2 separate regions of the Homo sapiens genome follow, and region 2 is linked to region 1. Evidence: read pairs that join two places in POLR2A ChIA-PET (ENCODE). Cell type or tissue: A673. All regions are shown on one strand. Links, peaks and the distances in the headings refer to the core of each region. The heading gives the core; the rest is flanking DNA. Region 1 overlaps ARHGAP45 (Rho GTPase activating protein 45). Region 2 overlaps LOC105372236 (a long non-coding RNA gene).

Evidence for each region. Peaks named below come from ENCODE experiments on the same cell type or tissue, not always from the same donor. Only the 100,000 strongest peaks of a DNase experiment are listed, where the experiment ranks them.
Region 2: POLR2A ChIA-PET joins it to region 1 with 14 read pairs; 30 of 35 experiments call an interaction of 5 or more read pairs at or near these places.

The regions. Positions count from the first base shown.
Region 1 is chr19:1,079,727-1,086,362 of GRCh38, reverse strand. It overlaps ARHGAP45 (Rho GTPase activating protein 45), which reads right to left. Exons shown (of 23, transcript NM_012292.5): 12 at 6,523-6,636; 13 at 6,245-6,435; 14 at 5,984-6,108; 15 at 5,816-5,899; 16 at 5,577-5,681; 17 at 5,299-5,471; 18 at 4,625-4,813; 19 at 4,402-4,539; 20 at 3,297-3,523; 21 at 3,010-3,220; 22 at 2,017-2,125; 23 at 1-703. The coding sequence ends at 357. Among named protein-coding and RNA genes, the nearest start is that of POLR2E, 12 kb to the left of the region's middle. RefSeq lists enhancers at 1-473, 3,463-3,632, 4,097-4,972, a cis regulatory region at 3,547 and a silencer at 3,807-4,296. In A673, for the core only: no CTCF peak of the experiment used is centred there; no DNase peak of the experiment used is centred there.
Region 2 is chr19:1,256,020-1,266,431 of GRCh38, reverse strand. It overlaps LOC105372236 (a long non-coding RNA gene), which reads left to right. Exons shown (of 3, transcript XR_936233.3): 1 at 1-1,919; 2 at 2,873-3,002; 3 at 4,262-4,638. MIDN (midnolin) reads right to left here. Exons shown (of 9, transcript NM_001388306.1): 9 at 7,289-9,437. The coding sequence ends at 9,160. It also overlaps LOC107985303. Among named protein-coding and RNA genes, the nearest start is that of CIRBP, 8.1 kb to the left of the region's middle. RefSeq lists silencers at 1-113, 5,102-5,341, 5,352-6,271 and enhancers at 2,842-2,891, 4,212-4,521, 4,612-4,791, 4,832-5,061, 6,712-6,871 and 2 more. In A673, for the core only: a CTCF peak has its summit at 4,832; DNase peaks (open chromatin) are centred at 4,857 and 5,431; H3K4me3 peaks cover 938 bases; H3K27ac peaks cover 2,301 bases.

The DNA.
Region 1 (6,636 bases), core at 71-2,570:
GCCTCCTGCGTCCCCGTGATGACCTGGGGGATGCACTGGGCAGGGACAGCTTCCTCCATCCACACAGCCCTGTGGGCACCAACAAGGCCACTGTGACTTCACACGACAGCAGTGTTCCCCAGCTCAGCTGAGCCGGGGTGCAGGGGACAGCACAGGGCACAGTCCTGTGCCGCAAGGCCCTCGTGCTCCTGGAAGCCTCTGGGAGGAGGCGCCCGCTGGTGGGACGTCGAAGTCCAGGCGCTCTCGGCAGCGACCCCAGGACGGCGCACCTAAGCTATGCCGTGGTGCAGGGGACGTGCTGGAGGGACAGGAGCAGGCAAGAGAGAAGCCACCTGTGGTCCCAGCCCCACCCCAGCTCACACGAATTCCGGCTGCCTTTCCCTGCAGGAGCCCAGTGTCATCCGCCCGCCACGGAGCCTCATGGGGGGCAGTGGGGCCTGCAGCACGTTGTTGGACTGGTTGGTGTTGAATCCTGAGAGCTGCTGGGCCGGGCCGTCCTCGTCCCCGTCCCCGTCCTCCCGGGCTGTGGCCTCCAGCTGCTCCTCACTGCCGCTGTGGCTGCCAGAAGCCACCTCTAGGCTGGCCTCGCTCTGCTGCTGCTCCAGGAAGCTGAGGTGGCCCAGGGCACTGGCCTCCGATGAGGACAGCAGCTCGGAGGCCTCCTCTAGGTCCGAGTCCGAATCGTTGGACACAACTCGGGATTCTAAGAAAGGGAGACAGATGGCGGGGGGAGACAGACAGGAGAGATGGAGGAGAGACAAGGGGAGGGACAGACAGGAGAGATGGGGAGAGACAGGAGAGGGGGGAGAGAGATGGAGAGACAGGAGAGATGGGGAGAGACAGGAGAGATGGAGGAGAGACAAGGGGAGGGACAGACAGATGGAGAGACATGGCGGGGAGGAGGAGAGAGAGACAAGGGGAGAAACGGAAGGAGAGAGGTGTTGATAGGGTCTGGCTCTGTGTCCCCACCCAAACCTCATCTTGTAGCTCCCATAATTCCCACGTGTTGTGGGAGGGAGCTGGTGGAGGATGGTTGAATCCTGGAGGTGCGTCTTTCCTGGGCTGTTCTCATGATAGTACGTGGGTTTCACAAGATCTGATGGTCTAAAAACTGGAGTTTCCGGACACAAGCTCTCCCTTTGCCTGCCACCATCCATGCAAGATGTGACTTGCTCCTCTTTGCTTTCTGCCATGATTGTGAGGCCTCCCCAGCTACATGGAACTGTAACTCCATTAAACCTCTTTCTTTTGTAAATTGCCCAGTCTCAGGTATTTCTTTTTGAGACAGAGTCTCTCTCTCTTGCCCGGGCTGGAGTGCAGTGCCATGATCTTGGCTCAGTGCAACCTCTGCCTCCCCGGTTCAAGTGATTCTCCTGCTTCAGCCTCCTGAGTAGCTGGGATTACAGGTGCCCTCCACCACACCTGTCTAATTTTTGTATTTTTAGTAGAGATGGGATTTCACCATGTTGGTCAGGCTGGTCTTGAACTCCTAACCTCAAGTGATCTGCCTTGTCCTCCCAAAGTGCGAGGATTACAGGCGTGAGCCACCGTGCCCAGCCTCAGGTATTTATTTATCAGCAGTGTGAAGACAGACAACACAGGTGTCCCATAACTAGATGCGGCACTCGGCCAGCTGCCTCTGACAGGTGGTGCTGGCCCCACGTGGGTCAAACTCCCAGCCCCACGCCCTTCTCTAGAAAAACGGGCTCCTGCAGGAAAGGCACTTAGCCTGACCTGGTGCACCTGGAGCCTCACAAGGCATCAGCCCCACGTTCACGTTACTGGTTTCTGAGTGCGGGGTAGGCACCTCAAAAGGCACTGCCTTGCCTGTTTTTGCAGCCGGTTAAAGGACACTGAATGAGTAGCTCATAGGTGTGGTCTCCGTGGCAGACGAAATCCACAGAATGTGCAGCACCGTGGACCCTGCCACGTGTGTACAACTAGGTCATGGCACCTGCGCCCATGGGTGGCACACGCCAGCCTCCCTTGGGGCCGTTCGGGCAGCCACACACTCACCTCTGCACCCGTCCGCCGCCGCCTCCTGCAGCGGGTAGACCACCGCCTCGCCCGCCTCCAGGTACGGCACCTGGACGACTACCTCAGCTCGCTGGTTGGATGACTCGTCCTGCAAGTGCAGAACGGAAGTCATAGAGGGGCCGGGGCTCCATTTTCCATGTTATAAATTAACAAACCCACCCACACAGCCCGTAACAGCTACTGACACCCGCTGTTGCCCAGGCGGTCTGTCCTCAGCCAAGAGCAAACCCGAGAAACCGCAGCCCCTAAACACCCAGGGAAGATGGATTGAAAGAATACGAGACGCCGCGTGCAGTGGCTCACACCTGTAATCCCAGCACTTCAGGAGGCCAAGGGGGGTGCGGATCACTTGAGGTCAGCAGTTCGAGACCAGCCTGGCCAACAAAGTGAAACCCCATCTCTGTTAAAAATACAAAAATTAGCCGGGTGTGGTGGCCGGCGCCTGTAGTCCCAGCTACGCGGGAGACTGAGGCAGGAGAATCGCTTGAACCTGGGAAGCGGAGGTTGTGGTGGGCTGAGATCGCCCCATTGCACTTCAGCCTGGGCAGCAGGAGCGAAACTACAACTCCCAGAAAAGAAAATCTGAAGCGGGGAATTGACCTCGCGGCGGAGTGCAGTGGCAGCTCGGGCAGGCTGTGGACACCGGGCCAGCGTGGAGCTTGTGGCTGCAGGCAGCACCGGGATGGGAAACGGGGAAGGAAGCTGGGGGTGAAGGGTGAGGCCCAAGGCCAGCCCCAAGGGAGAGTGGAGGGGCGGCCGCAGAGCCTTTGCACCTCTGCCAGATTCAATGCAGACCTCGCTGAGTTTTTTGCATAAAAGACACAAAAAGACAGTGGCCTCCCGAACAGCCCTGTCCAAACCAAATTATCTCCCTGTGGTTCCTTGGGCTTCATCCGACAACGACTGTCCCCAGCAGCGCCCCCTGCTCCCCAAGCCCCGAGTGGCCAGCCCCGGTCAGGCCCACACCCTCACCTGGCCCCCGGGGGTCTCCTCCGGCTCCTCCTCGAAGACCAGGCCGTAGTGGACGATGAGAGTCTCGATGACGCGGGCCTGATGGGGATAATCCACCAGGGAGGAGAGGGACACGGTGGCCTCGGTGGGCCGTGGCCGAAGCAGCGTGGGCCCGAACACGATGCCCAGGTTCCCGGGGGTCATCTTGTTGTCCTGCTCCACCTCCACGATCCTGCGGGGTGGGCAGGGGCCAGGTGCTGAGCGGCTCCCGGGACCCCGCGCCCTCCACTCCATATGCCGGGACTCACCTGCGTAGGTGACGCAGCAGGTACTGCAGCGAGGCCCGGTTCTCAGGCGGCAGGTCCCGCAGGAGCTCCCGCAGCCGACCTGCCAGGGCCACCGCCACTGCCTCGCTCTCCGAGCCGTCCTGCCGGCCCCGGGACGCCGCCTTGGCCTCGGCCTCTGCCTTCAGGCTGTCCTTGGCCAGCCCTACGAGCTCGTGGTAGAGGCGGAAGGAGATGAGCGGCTCGGGAAGCTGCGCAGAGTCAAGGGTCAGCAGGTGTTGGTGGGCCTGGCCCAGCCCCCACGTGTGCCTGCCACGCCCCCAGCCTCAGCCCCACCCCCACAGAGCACTGGCCACACCCCACCGAGCTCGGGTTCCACCCAGAGCGGCGTCAGTCCCCTTTCCCAGCCCAGCGTGAGCCCTGCCCCTCCTACCCGGGCCACGCCCGCAGCTCCACTCCCTTTCTCGCTCTGGCCACGCGCGCCCCGCCCTGCAGGTACCCTAACGAGCTCCGGCTCCACTCAGCATAGTCTGACCCCTTCCCAACCACCTGCGAAGTGCTGGTCCCACTCCCATCCCAGCCCAGCTCCGCCCTTCCCCAGACATGACCACGCCCCTAGCCCCAGTCCCGCCCTTCCCCGGGGATGACCACGCCCCTGGCCCCAGCCTCGCCCCACCAAGCCCAGGCCCCACCGCCAGCCCCGCACTTGTCTAGCCTCAGCCCCGCCCCTAGCCTCATACGGGTCCCTGCCAAGCGCTGAACACGCCCATCTTGCTCTGGCCACGCCCCACCGAGCCCCGGCCCCGGCCCCGCCCCCGCACAGCGTCAGGTGTGCCTCTGCCGTGGCCACACCCCTGCCACGTGCTGACCAAGCCCCACCCCGCCCCTCCTGTCCCTGTCCGTGCCTCGGCGCAGAACTGGCCCCGCCTCGCTCCTACCGTGACCACGCCCCCAGCCTCAGCCCTGCCCTGCCAGGCACTGTCCCGCCCACCCTGTCCTCCCCAGGCCCCCGCTTGCGCCAGTCCTGCTCCAGCTCAGTCCTGCTCCAGCTCCCGGACCCCCACCCCGCCTCCTCCTGCCTGGCTACGCCCCTTCCAGGCTCTGCCTGGCCACCACCGGTGGGTCTCACCTGACGCAGGTAGAGCTTGAGGACGTTGCTGATGTCGTGGGGCGAGGCCTGCGACAGCTCGACCAGCTCCTTGCCGTTCTCGAAGGCCTGGCACAGCTTCTCCACGCGTGTCTTTACCCCATTGACCCGGTAGATGCCCTGCGGGAGCCCGGGGGTGGGGAGGCCCATCAGCCTCGGCCCACTCCCGCCTCCTCGCTGTGAGCCGCTTCCTCCCCCGCCTCACCTTGGTGCGCAGCGCCCGCCGCTCGATCTCGCAGACGCACTTCTTGACGATGAAGGGCACGCCGTCGGGGGCGCTGCGGGCCGCGTGGCTGAAGTCCTGGCCGAACAGCTGCAGGCGGCCTTGCAGCTTCTTGTGCCCGCACTGTATGGCCAGCGTCTCCAGACATTTCTTGTGGCAGGCCAGGCAGCACTGGGGGCGGCCAGAGTGAGTGAGCCCAGCCCCGGGGCGCCCAGCTCAGCGCAGCCCCCAGCGGCTCCACCCCACCTCCCCGGGGCGCTCACAGCCCCCACACGGCAGCTTCTGCAAACACAAGCTGGACAGTGGCTCGTGGCTTCCACCCCAGGGGTGATCCCGCCTGCCCTGTGGCCTCCTCTCCTTCCCGCCCCTTGGTTTTCTGGACACAGCTCCAGGGCCTTTGCCCTCCAGGTCTTCTGGCCACAGCCCCAGGACTCTTCACCCTCCAGGTCTGCCCCCTGCCTCGCTGCCTCAGAGAGCCAACCCTGCTCCCCAGAACTAAAAGAGCCCACCCCACCCCCTCCGTTCGCTTCCTTCCAAAGGCGTCCGACTGCTCCCTGCTCTGGGCCGGACATTCCTGAGGGCACACAGGCCGGCGGTGCTGGGCACCCCAAAGGCTCCCGAAGGCTCCCAGCTGTCCGTCGGGGCGTCCCACTCACCTCTTCACACTCAGCACCCTGGAAGTAGACGTAGCTGTTGCACTCGCGGCACTTGGCGGGCGTGCGGAGCTTCCGGAGCCGGTGAGTACGGGCCGCCTTGGACAGCCCCTCGTGGCGGAACGGTCCACTGGGCACGGCCACCGGCAGCTCGGGGGTCATGCCGTTGAGGTCAGCTGCGGGCAGCACAGGCAGCCGGTGTCACCAAGGCAGCTCAGGGCCAGGCCCATGGACTGTGTCCAAACCCCCCTCTCTCTCCAGCCCCGTCAGGGGACCCTCACCCTGCTCAAAGGCTGAAGCCCCGGCTCCACCGTCTGGGTCCACCAGCTCCTCCGTGGACGACATGGTACCACTGGATGACGTCCGCTCGAACTTCTTAAAGTCCCCTGGGCGGGAATCAGGACTGTTCAGACTCCCCCAGCCAGGGGGGCCCCCTCCATCACCCCGGTGGGTGATGAAACCCTGAGGCTCAGGAGAGGAGGCAGCTCCACACCCCAGCCCGCCAGAGAGCCTCCCTCACCTGCGCCAGGGCCGGGGTCCAGCCCACTGTCCGAGTCTGAGATCGAGAGCGGCCATGACTTGTGAACCTGGTGTCCTCGCCCGGCTGGAGAAAGAGGCGTCTCTGGTGAAGGGCCAGGGTGGGTCGCAGGGAGCCAGCGTCCGCCCCTGGGCCCCGCCGGACACTCACCCCTGTGGTCCTTGGCAGGTGTGCCCTCAGTGCACCCGCCTTCTTCTGGGGGGCTCCCGGCAGCCTCCGGCCGCGCCACATCACTCACGTTGAAGCTGCTCTTCCGGGCACGCATGACGGGGGACCTAGTGGAAGAAACCGGGAAAAGGAGGGGAGGTGATGGGGGGCAAGACAGCTTCATCTTCATGCCCCCGACAGAGGGAAGCCCGGCTCCCAGGCAGGGCCTTGTGCGCCGGGGACAGGGCAGCTGGGTGGCGGTACCAGGCGTTGGCGGAGACGTGGGGCTCAAAGTCGTAGTGCACATCGGGCTCCTGGTCCCGCTGCAGCTGGCGCACGTGGGAGGCGTACTGCTGGCCTGGGTCATACAGCTTGCTGCTCTCACACAGCATCTGGAAGTGCACGGGCAGCGGCGCCGTCTGCATATGCATCATCTGGTAGTAGGAGATCGTGGCCTGCGGGCGGCACCGGAGAGCGGAGGGGTCAGGAGGAGGCCGCCCGGTCCACCATCCCCGCCCGGGCGGCCGGAGCACCCCACGCACCGACTTGATGGTTTGGTCGCTCTGCCGGATGACCTCCTGGATCTGCCGCAGCGCCGTCACCTTGGTATCCTCCAGCTCCTGCTTCTGCGTCTTCGCGTCGGCCACGCAGGTGCG
Region 2 (10,412 bases), core at 4,458-6,957, 180 kb before region 1:
GGGCCGGGACCGTGCACCTGGCGGCCGCCCCGCGGGGGCGCAGAAATAGGACCGTCCTGGCAGAGGCTGCAGCCGACCCAGCTGGCCCCACTACGCGGGGCCCAGAGCCAGGGTGGGGGATGCAGAGACCGGGCGTGCGGGTTGCCAGGTGTGGCGCACATGTGTGCCCGTGGGCAGAGTACAGAGACACAAGCTTGTGTGGACACGAATGTGTAGCTATGTGCGAGTGCACACGGCGTGGTGAGTGCAGGGACCCCAGGCCGGCCTGCGTCGGTGCGCAGGGCATATAGGGGCGTGCACGCAGTCTTGGAGGTGTGTGCACAGAGCCCCCGGCACCCGCGTGTGTGCAAAGACACAGGAACCCGTCTGCGTGGCGCTGTGTGTGCAACCCAAGGAGGTGGGCGCTTGGACTCCAAAGTGTGCGCTTATCCGGATGTGGATGTGGGGGCAGCCGGGGACAGGGCTGGGTGTGCGTGACTCGGGTGTGCCGGGACCCACAGAGCATATGTGTCCATGCCTGGTGCTGTGACTCATGTCCCTGGGGTGGGCACGCGTGCTGTGTCAGCGGGAGCCGCGCCTCCCAGGGCAGCCCAGAGTTCCAGAAGCCCAGAAGAGGAAGGGTTAAACCTGCCTCTTCCCCCAGCTCCCAGCTGAGTCCAGGGCTGGGATCTCAGGTCCCCTGGGAGGCCCCGCGCGCCCCCCCCCGCCACCCCGCCCCACCCCCGGGCCTGAGATTCAGGGGCTGCTACACAGGAAAGCCGGACTGAGCTGCTCCCCAGCCTCAGTTTCCCTCCTGTTCCTCGGATGCGTTCGCAGGGTGGGTCGGCTTCCCTTCCCTGTGACTCACCCCCTCCCCACAGGCCTGAGTCACAGCTCAGGAATGTGGAGGCTGGGAGGCCCTGTCTACTCCTGCCCCGGCCAGGCCATCCCAGCAGCCCAAAGGCCAGGCCTGGGCCACAGAGGGACATCCCCGGCACACACACCCCGCCACAGGCCACACACAGGTGCACACCCACACCCCTGCTTCGTACCCACTGGACACAAAGTCATACACCATGCACTCGGCATCCGGAGACCCTGCCTGCCACAGGCACACGCAGTAGACAGGCTGGGGACAGGACGGACCCCGACCTGCCCTGGGGTCACACACCTGTTTGCTCTTTCAGTACACAGGATACTGCAGAGACATAGGTGACCCCTTCTGCTGGGGCGCAGACCAGCCAAGCACATGTGGCGGACGTGTAGTGACGTGCACCCATGCGTGTCTGTGACGTGCAGATCAGGTGTCTGTGAAAGGCCCAAGACCCTGCATGGCCCACGGACACCCTAAAGCTGACCGAGGCTTAGGCTCGCCTGCGTGGACGCTGGGGATGCAGCCACCTAGTTTCTGAAACTGGGAAAAGGTCTGGGGGCTCCGGAGCCCCCACCTCCATGCAGCCTCAGATGTTGCTTAGCAACAGATGCGCGCTCTGGGGTAGGCGGATGGATCTCCACCTGGGCCCAGTTCCCTCTCATGGGACTACACGTCCTGTGCCTAACAGAGAGGTCAAAGAGTGGGGATTTCCTGCAAAGCCAACCAGGCTCAGGGTGGCCCTGCCTAGGGTGGGAGGTATCTCCATGGCAACAGTGGAGTGGGACAAGTGGAGAGTATTTCCCCACTCTCCCAGGCAGCTGCAGGGGCTCAGGACCTACGGAGTGCAAGTGAAGACACCTATGTTGCATCTTGCTGGAGAGGCACCTGGCACCTGCCCGCCCCAGCGTGCCTGGAGGGTTCCCACATCCAGACGGACAGACGGGCCAGGGGACACCCGTCCAGGCAGCCATGGCTGCTCAGCCACAGTCCCTGGAGGGTCAGGGGCCCAGCTGTGAGGCAGGCGGTGCCCAAGACGCTCTCTGGACCGCACTGCTTCATCTGAGAGGTGGGCATGCCAGCAGCACCTCCTGGGGTTAGAGGCGCACAGGGAAGACCTGGTAGGAAGTCGGTCAAGGGCAGTTAGCAGCAAAAGACAGCTCCACGCAGCGCCAGGCTTTCCTTGTTGTTTGCTTCCTTGATGTGGCAGTCCACATGGAATCATCCCGTATGCAGGCCGGGAGCGCTGGCTCATGCCTGGAATCCCAGCACTTTCGTTTGAGTCCAGGAGTTTGATACCAGCCGGGGCAACATAGCTAGACCCTGTCTCTACAAAAAAAAAAAAAAAGCAAAATTAGCTGGGCATGGTGGTGCTCACCTGTAGTCCCAGCTACTCAGGAGGCTGAGGCAGGAGGATCGCTTGAGCCCAGGAGTTCCAGCGAGGCTGCAGTGAGCTGTGATGGAGCCACTGCGTTCCAGCCTGGAAAGAGAGTGAGACCCCGTCTCGAAAATACTAATAACTGGGGCCAGGTGTGGTGGCTCACACCTGTAATCCCAGCAATTTGGGAGGCCAATGCGGGTGGATCATTTGAGGGCAGGAGTTTGAGACCAGCCTGACCAACATGGTGAAATCCCTTCTCTACTAAAAATAAATAAAATTGGGCTGGATGCTGTAGCTCACGCCTGTAATCCCAGCACTTTAGGAGGCCGAGACAGGCAGATCACTTGAGATCAGGAGTTCGAGACCTGCCTGGCCAACATGGGGAAAGCCCGTCTCTACTAAAAAAATACAAAAATTAGCCGGGCGTGGTGGCGGGCGCCTGTAATCCCAGCTACTCCAGAGGCTGAGGCAGGAGAATCACTTGAACCCGGGAGGCAGAGGTTGCGGTGAGCCGAGATCGCGCCAATGCACTCCAGCCAGGGCGACAGAGCGAGACTCCGTCTCAAAACAAAAACAAACAAAAATAATAATTGTCCCGTATGCTAACTCTCCTGTTTCATTTGTATTTCCAACATGCACAGAAAGACTTTTGGAAGGCATAGGTTGGGGCTCGCCTGGGAACCCCTCTCCATCCCCCACCCAGACTCCAGCAGGCTGGAGTCAAGCTTGGCTGGGCAGCGGAGGATCACTGGTGCACAGAGGGGTGAGTGGGTGAGTGTCTGTGGCTGGAGGCCCTGGGGGTGTTCCTGCCCCCGCCCAGGCGTGTGTTGGTTGTGGGGGAAGGCTGCTGCCCTCTCTGTATCTGGTCAGGGCCCTCTTTGTATCTGGTGACAGCTGCGGTGTGTGGTGGGACTCTGCAGGCTGGAGTTTTGTTTGGGGAGGCCTTGGCCCAGGCTGAGCAAGGAGGTTCTGTTTGTTTTAGGGTCACACAGTGGATTGAGGTTGGGGACAGGTATATGGGGTGTGTCTGGGGGGGGGGGTTGTGTATCTGGGAGCCTGGCACACCAGCCGCACCCATAAATGCGTGGCCTGTGGAGGGCTGTCCCGGGCGTGCTGGTCGGGGGTGTGGGATGGCTGTGCAGGCCCCTCGTGGGATGGCACCCATTGGTTTTGCTTGCTCTCCCCCAGGGCTGAGTGTGGGTAGCGTCCTGGGTATGGGGCATGTGCCCTCCGTGGAAACCAGCTGTCTCCCTTGCCCCGCTCCACCCACATTCCAGAGGGGTTGGGGGTGCCCTCCCAGGCTCCCGCCCGCTCCTCGACCTCCGACCTCGGCCCAAGCCCACTCTCTCTGCTCTGGCAACCGAGGAGGCAGCTGGCTCCAGGGAGGGACTGCAAGGCGGGGGAGGAAGCTGGAATGTGCCCCGGGGTGAAGGGGGCCCCCAGAGAGGGGGCGGAAGCAGGGGAGGGACGGAGGGGCGGAGATGGTGGTACTGGGTTGGGGAGAGCGCCAGAGATCGGGACAGAAATAGAGAAAGGCAAAAGAAAGAGAAATGGAGGGAGTGAGAACCAGAAAGAGGGTGGAGGCAGGGCCCAGGTGACAGCCTCCCCTCCCCCACCCGCTGGGCTGGGCTGGGCTGCTCACCTGTCCCAAGTGACCCCAGAGGCAGCCAGTTCTCTGCCCTTCCAGGGCTGGGCGGCCCGTGGGTGGGGCTGCACCAGGCTCCTGGGTTGGGCCCCAACGCCCTTGGCCACGGGGTGGTGGCGTCCCCAGCCTCCAGCCCGGTAACTCCCATTCCCATGGTGCTGGGAGAGGAGGGCGGGTGGGGCAAGGCCCTGTGGGGGCGGCTGTGCCCGGGCACTGGCTCAATCCCTCCAACCCAGTGGCTCTAAGCCAAGGGCCTGGCTTCCACTGCTGTCCACCCTAGCCACCTCCCAAGGCAGCTCCAAGGGCGCATTCGGCCACCCCCAGAGGACTCCGGCCTCAAGCCAAAAGCCATGACCTCCACTGACCTTCTCCTGCCCGCCCACAGCTCCGCGTCTCCCCAAGCACCGCTCACCTGTGAGATCACCGCCTGGCAGGGACGCCAGCACGGGCTCCCAGCCACAGGGCAGCTCCCACCCTGCGAACTCCAGCTCTTCCCAGGCCGCTCCAGAGGCCAGGCTGCACAAACACCTTGGCTAGTCTCCCCACCTGGCACAGGCCCTGTTCACTCCAACCACTGCCTTCTCTGAGCACACACCAAGTTGGAGCCCACAGCCAAGCAGCGGGCGGCCACGGGGGATTCCTGCCTCCTGAGTCCTCAACTCTCTTGGCCCGGAGCTCACACCGGCATTTCAGATTTTCTCCTTCCCCCTGTTACCCCCGCCTTGCCAACCACCTCCCTGTGGACCTAAAGCCACCACCTTCCGGGCACACCGTAGTTCCTTTTTCGTCTCTACCTCCCCCAGGGTGAGGCCGCCAGGGTCCCCATCGATCATCGATCCAACTCGACCGCCCCCCAAAGTCCAGGCCACGGGTCTAGCCACCTCCCAGATGTCCTGGCCGCCGCTCCCCCTCACCTGCTCTTCCTCTCTGGTCCCCCAAGTCATCCCTCCAGTGGCCGACTTGGGGAATCACCGTTTAGGGTCCTTGTCAGCCTCGCCTTTCCTCCCATCTTTGATTTTTCTCCACCAACTGACTTCCCGGTTGCCCCCGAAAAGCACTCGGTTTCACGTTTCCGGGCCTTGGCACACGCCGTGCCCCCTACCTGGCGCACCCTTCCCGCTTCCTACAACACTTGGCAAACTCCTGCTCCTTTGGCAAAGCCTCAGCCCCAAAGTCCCCCTCCTCCTAGCCTCCTGTCTGAGCTCCCCCAGCCTAGGGACCGCGGGGAGGCTGGGCCGGGGTCTGGGACGTGCAGTGGTGCAGGGGTGGGGGCAGCAGGAAACGCGTTGGCGTGAAAGGACGGGTGCACGTGAGCGTGCCCGTGCCGGGGGTCCACGTGCGGCGCCCCGGGGCTCGCCCCCTCTTCCGTCCAGGCCCCGCCGCAGCCGTCAGACCCTCGGCTGCGCCTCCCGCCCCCAACTTTGCAGACGCGCGGGGAGAGAGGCGGGGCTGCAGCGCCTCCGCGCTTGCGCCTGCGCACTCGGCGCTGCCGGGCTGAAGTCCCGCCTTCTGGAGGCTTCGTCGCGCTGCTACTGGGGCACGCCGATGAGCGAGCGGTGCGATCACCAATGAGGCTTCCCCGCTGGTGGGCGGGGCCTGGGCCGCGCGACGCGCGGACGGGGGCGGGCAGGGCGCCCTACCCGGGGTGACGTCAGGCTCCTTTCGCGGCGCGTTGCCCTGGAAACCGCGTTTCCATCCCGGCGGGTTTCCGGGGGCCGCCCCCTCCCATTCAGCTTTTTCCTCAATGGTTGGGGGAAGGGAGCGATCCAGGGCCGACCCCGCCCCGCGAGATCCCAGCGGTCCCTGCCCTCTTTGTGCCTCAGTTTACCTCTCCGTGCTTCCCTACGCACACTTGGCCTCCGCCTGCCGCCCCTCCGCCCGCTGCACCCCTGGTTGGGCTGACCCTACCAGGCCAGGGCTCTGAGCCTGGAGCTCCATACCCCACCCCACGCCCCCAGGGCACAGCCTTGACCCCTGGGATCCCCAGTCTGGGGTGGGGGTCGGCATCCCGAGGGGCGGGTCCTGGAGTGCAGGGGACGCGCCCCCCACCCTGCAGGCTACAGACACAGCCCCTGTGATTCAGCAGGTGCTTCAGACAACATCCTCCTTCCTCCTTCCCACCCCGCCCAGCGAGGGGGCGGTGGCGCCCTGGGGCCCTCGCCTTGACCCCAGGCCTGGCGTCGGTGACCCGCACCCCCACCCTGAGCCCCGAGGGGACATCCGCACCAGGGACGGGGCGGGGGGTGGGTGCCGCCTGACTGGGCATCCGCCTTCCTGCCGTGGGCGTGCGATGATTTGGGGTTGACTGGGCGTTGGGAGGGGCAGAGGGGTCTCAGGAAGGTGCTCCCAGGCCACTCTCTGAACCTGTGCCCCTTCCCCTGGGGGCTCCCGGTACTGGGGCCCCTAGAGATGGGATAAGGGGTGGAGGTCACATCATTGAACAAACACCCCAAATCCTCTGGGCCAAGTGATGTTCCTCTTTGGGCCTCTGTTCTCCCATCTATAAAATGGGAGCCCAATTACTTCTCATAGGCAACTCTTGTTACCTGAGGAAATACAGGTTACAAAATTTAAAAAAAGACATGAAATAGTGTTATTGCCTCATCTCTGCCCAGCCCGGACATGGGTGGAGGTGGGACCCCAGAGAGGACTCAGTCCTGGTGAGGCTCACGGGGAGCTCCAGGCTAGGGACAGAGAGAGGGAAGGGTGGGGTCTGCGGGACGGGGTGGACAGGGGTGGAAGGCGCAGGCTGGGGAAGTTCCCAGACAGCAAGGGACAGCCGGACCAGGGGTGTTCCTAGACAGGGGGCAAAGGCCGGGAGGTTTGGAGCTGAAGGCCAGGTCTGGGAAGGGCTGGAATGTCAGGAGGTGTGGCCAGAGAGGCCCCCCAGGGCTGGGTCAAGCCAGGCCTGTATCACCTGCCAGCCCAAGGTACCCTGCGGAGTCCTAGGTCCTCCCAGTCGGCCTGGTGATCTCCCTGCAGCAAGCCACACAGATGTGAGACTCCAGGAAGGGGAGCAGGTGGGTGTGGCAGAGTGGGAGTCCCCGACTCCTGTGGCTGGGGAGAGCTGGTGGTCGCGTCTCCCCCATACTGGCAGGTCCTGAGGGGGCCAGGGTCCTGCCCAGGCCACGAAGCAGGCAGGCAGGCCCTCGCCCCACACCCTAAGGGACTTCCGGCCTTGGGTACCAGGAAGTGGCTGGGCTCCTCCCTCCCACCCTGGCTGCTTCCTGCCCACCCGGCAGCCGGGGAAGGAGCGTGGGAAATTCTCAGGGCCCTGACCCCTGCCCCACCCCCTCTTCGGGGCCTTGGGACCCAGGTCAGTCCCTCTGACTCCCTGAGCTGACATCCCACCCCAGGAACCCTCCCAACCAAGGCCAGATCCCCCCACTAGGCGAGCAGGCGGGAGTCAATGTGTGTTTCATTTTCTGTTTATTACTTGAAATCACGGTGCTCGTGTAGGTTTTTTTTTTTTTTTCAATTTTATGTTTTCATACATGAAACTCACGCCAGGTGCCGGGACCCCCACAGCCCGACCCCCCGAGGGCGGGTAATGCTTTCTTGGGCAGCCCTTACCGGGCAGAGGGTGGCGAGCCGGTTCCTGCCTGGAGGTTCCACCCTCAACCAGTGGAGGCACAGACGTTATTTAAAAATCGTTAAAAAACAAAACAGAACACACATTTAAATAGGTATCCAAGACAGTTCTTCAAAAAACAAACCCGCCCCTTTTACTCCTTTTTTTTCTATTTTTTTTTCTTTTTTTTTTGGAAAAATGAAAACAAAACAAAACCCAAAATCCTTGAGCTCTACCCTCTGGGACCCCTCCCTGCCCACCCTCCCACAAAAAAATTTACAGCGCTACAGTTATAACACGTGATGTTCACATCTGAAACCATTAACTTTCAACACATAAAGGGGGGGAGTTGAGGACCTGGGGTTCACCTACGAGAACAACGGTGGGGGACAGGCAGAGCCAGGACAAGACCGACAGGTGGGGTGAGGAAGGGTCCAGACATCTCCATTATCATTAAAAAATAAAAAGTGAGTGGGGAAAAAAATCCAAAAACTACCCCATTGAAATGGCCCCAGTAGGGGATTTGTCCCTCCCCTCTGGAGACAGACACCCCTAGGGCAGGGGCACTGAGAGGCAGGGGGTCCAAATTAGACCAGCAGCGGACCCCGCCACGGGGGTTAATGCTACACGGAGTTGTCGCCCCCTGCCCAGGGGATTCACAGCTCAGCACCCCCTCCCATCCTCGCTGCAGGAGGGGCCCCCAGACAGTCCCAAATCCACATCCCTCAGGTTGGGCCGGGAAGGAGGGCTCGGAGGGGGGAACTCCCCAGCACCCAGCCATTCTCTCCCCTTTTTCAAGAGTTCCCCAACCACTATTGGCTCAGTCAGAAAATTAATAGTCTATAAATACCCCAAACTCAGGCAGGAGGTCAGAAAACACGGGAGTGGGGGCGGAGGAAACAGCACAGTCCGCCGGCTGGGGCGGGGCGGAGGGCAGGCTGGGGGGGTAGTTCCCCTCTCCCTTCCCGACAGGAAAGGGTGCCATGCCCCTGCACCCAAACCCCATGGGGACCTCAGCCCCAGCCTCTGCTAAAACAGCTTTGCTCTCCTTGTTAAAGAAATGAAGGAAAATGCAAAAAAAAGATCAAGAAAAGAGGATAGGAGTGGAAGAGAAACAGTCCCCTCGTTGGCTTCTGTGACCTGTTGGCTTGCTGTAGCCCAGTGGGCGCTGCTGGCCTGGGGTGGAGACCCCGAAGTCTGCACTGGGGGGTGGGGTGGGTTCTGCGCACTGCGGCCCCTCCCCTCATCTGTAAAGTGCATAATGACATATCGACATTTTTGACTTAAAACCTGAATAGGGTCGGGGGGGAAAGGAGGCGGCGGAAGGGATGGGGCGCGTTTCTCCGTCTCCTTCACTCTCCGCCATCCAGAGAGACTGCTACATATTGGAGCTGGGGAAGGTTGGCAGGGAGGACCGACCTGGCGCAGAGGTGAAAGGAGACAGACGGAGGAGGAGGAGGAGGAGGAAGAGGAGGGCAGGAGTGAAGGGTGAAGGAGGTAGGAAGCAAAGCCCATGAAGAGTCCAGGAAACCACGGTCAGAACTTTTTAAAAAAAGAAAAAAATAATAAAAAAGAAGAAAAGAAAAAAAGACTTCTGGCTGGGGGAGTGGCCGCCTGCCCTCCAGGGCTGGGCCACGTTCTCTCCGGGGCTCTCGGAGTCCCCGCCGCCCTGGGCTGGGGTGCGAGGGGCGAGGGTGGCCGATCCGAAGATCCTAAGCCACCACGAACTCTGACTTGATGTCAGGGTTGACTTCTGGCTTCCACACGGAGTCCTCGAAGTCGAGGCCCAAGCCGGAGGCCTCGCTGGGGCTGCCGCCGCCCCCGCTGCTACTGCTGTCGCTGCGGCCGGCCTTGCGGCTGGGTGACCAGTGGTACGGACCCCGCGCGTCCCGCCGGGCCTTTCTACGGAGCCGTTTCTGCTGCAGAAGCAGCTGCAGCCGTTCCACCTTGCAGCGCGTGGCGCGGTTTTCTGTCTGCCGAAGCCGGTCCCCTGCAAAGGAGGTAGTGGCCTGTGACTCCCAAAGCCTCCACCTGCTGAACACAGAGGACCACCCCAGACCCCAGCAAATGCCCCTGAGGTCAGACACAGTCCTGCCCTCCCTGGAGGGAGGTCAGCAAAGGAAACAGTCAAGGACATCCACCATGCCGGGCACAGTGGTTCACGCCTGTAATCTCAGCACTTTGGGAGGCCGAGGCAGGAGAATCGCTTGAGCTCAGGAGTTCGAGACAGGCCTGGGCAACCTCAGGAGTTCGAGACAGGCCTGAGCCACAGAGCGAGACCCCTCCTCTACAAAAATTACAAAATTAGCTGGGCATGGTGGTGTTTGCCTGGAGTCCCAGCTACGCAGCTGGCTTCTAATTCTCCAGCTCAGCCATGAGCTGGGGAGGTCAGGACTGTCCTGCCTCATTCTTCCTGGAGTCCTACATGGAGGGGGCTTGGCCGCTTCTGTGATCCGAGGGGAGATACTTGGGGGTTGTACCTTGGTTTTTTTTTTTTTTTTTTGAGACGGAGTCTCGCTCTGTCGCCCAGGCTGGAGTGCAGTGGCGCGATCTCGGCTCACTGCAAGCTCCGCCTCTGGGTTCACGCCATTCTCCTGTCTCAGCCTCCCGAGTAGCTGGGACTACAGGCGCCCACCACCACGCCTGGCTAATTTTTTGTATTTTTAGTGGAAACGGAGTTTCACCATGTTAGCCAAGATGGTCTCGATCTCCTGACCTCGTGATCCGCCCGCGTCGGCCTCCCAAAGTGCTGGGATTACAGGCGTGAGCCACCGCGCCCGGCCAGTTTCCCACTTTTAAACTGAGCTGGGAGGAGCCCCCGCGACGGGTGCAGAGCCCAAGGGCAGTACAGTAGCCATCTTCTGGTGAGACTCTGGAGGGAGTAACCCGCCGTTTGGGAGTAGCTGGGGCCAGGCTGGCAGGGGGGTTGTGTTCGCTGCTTTTCCAAGTCACTGAAATGCTTAGG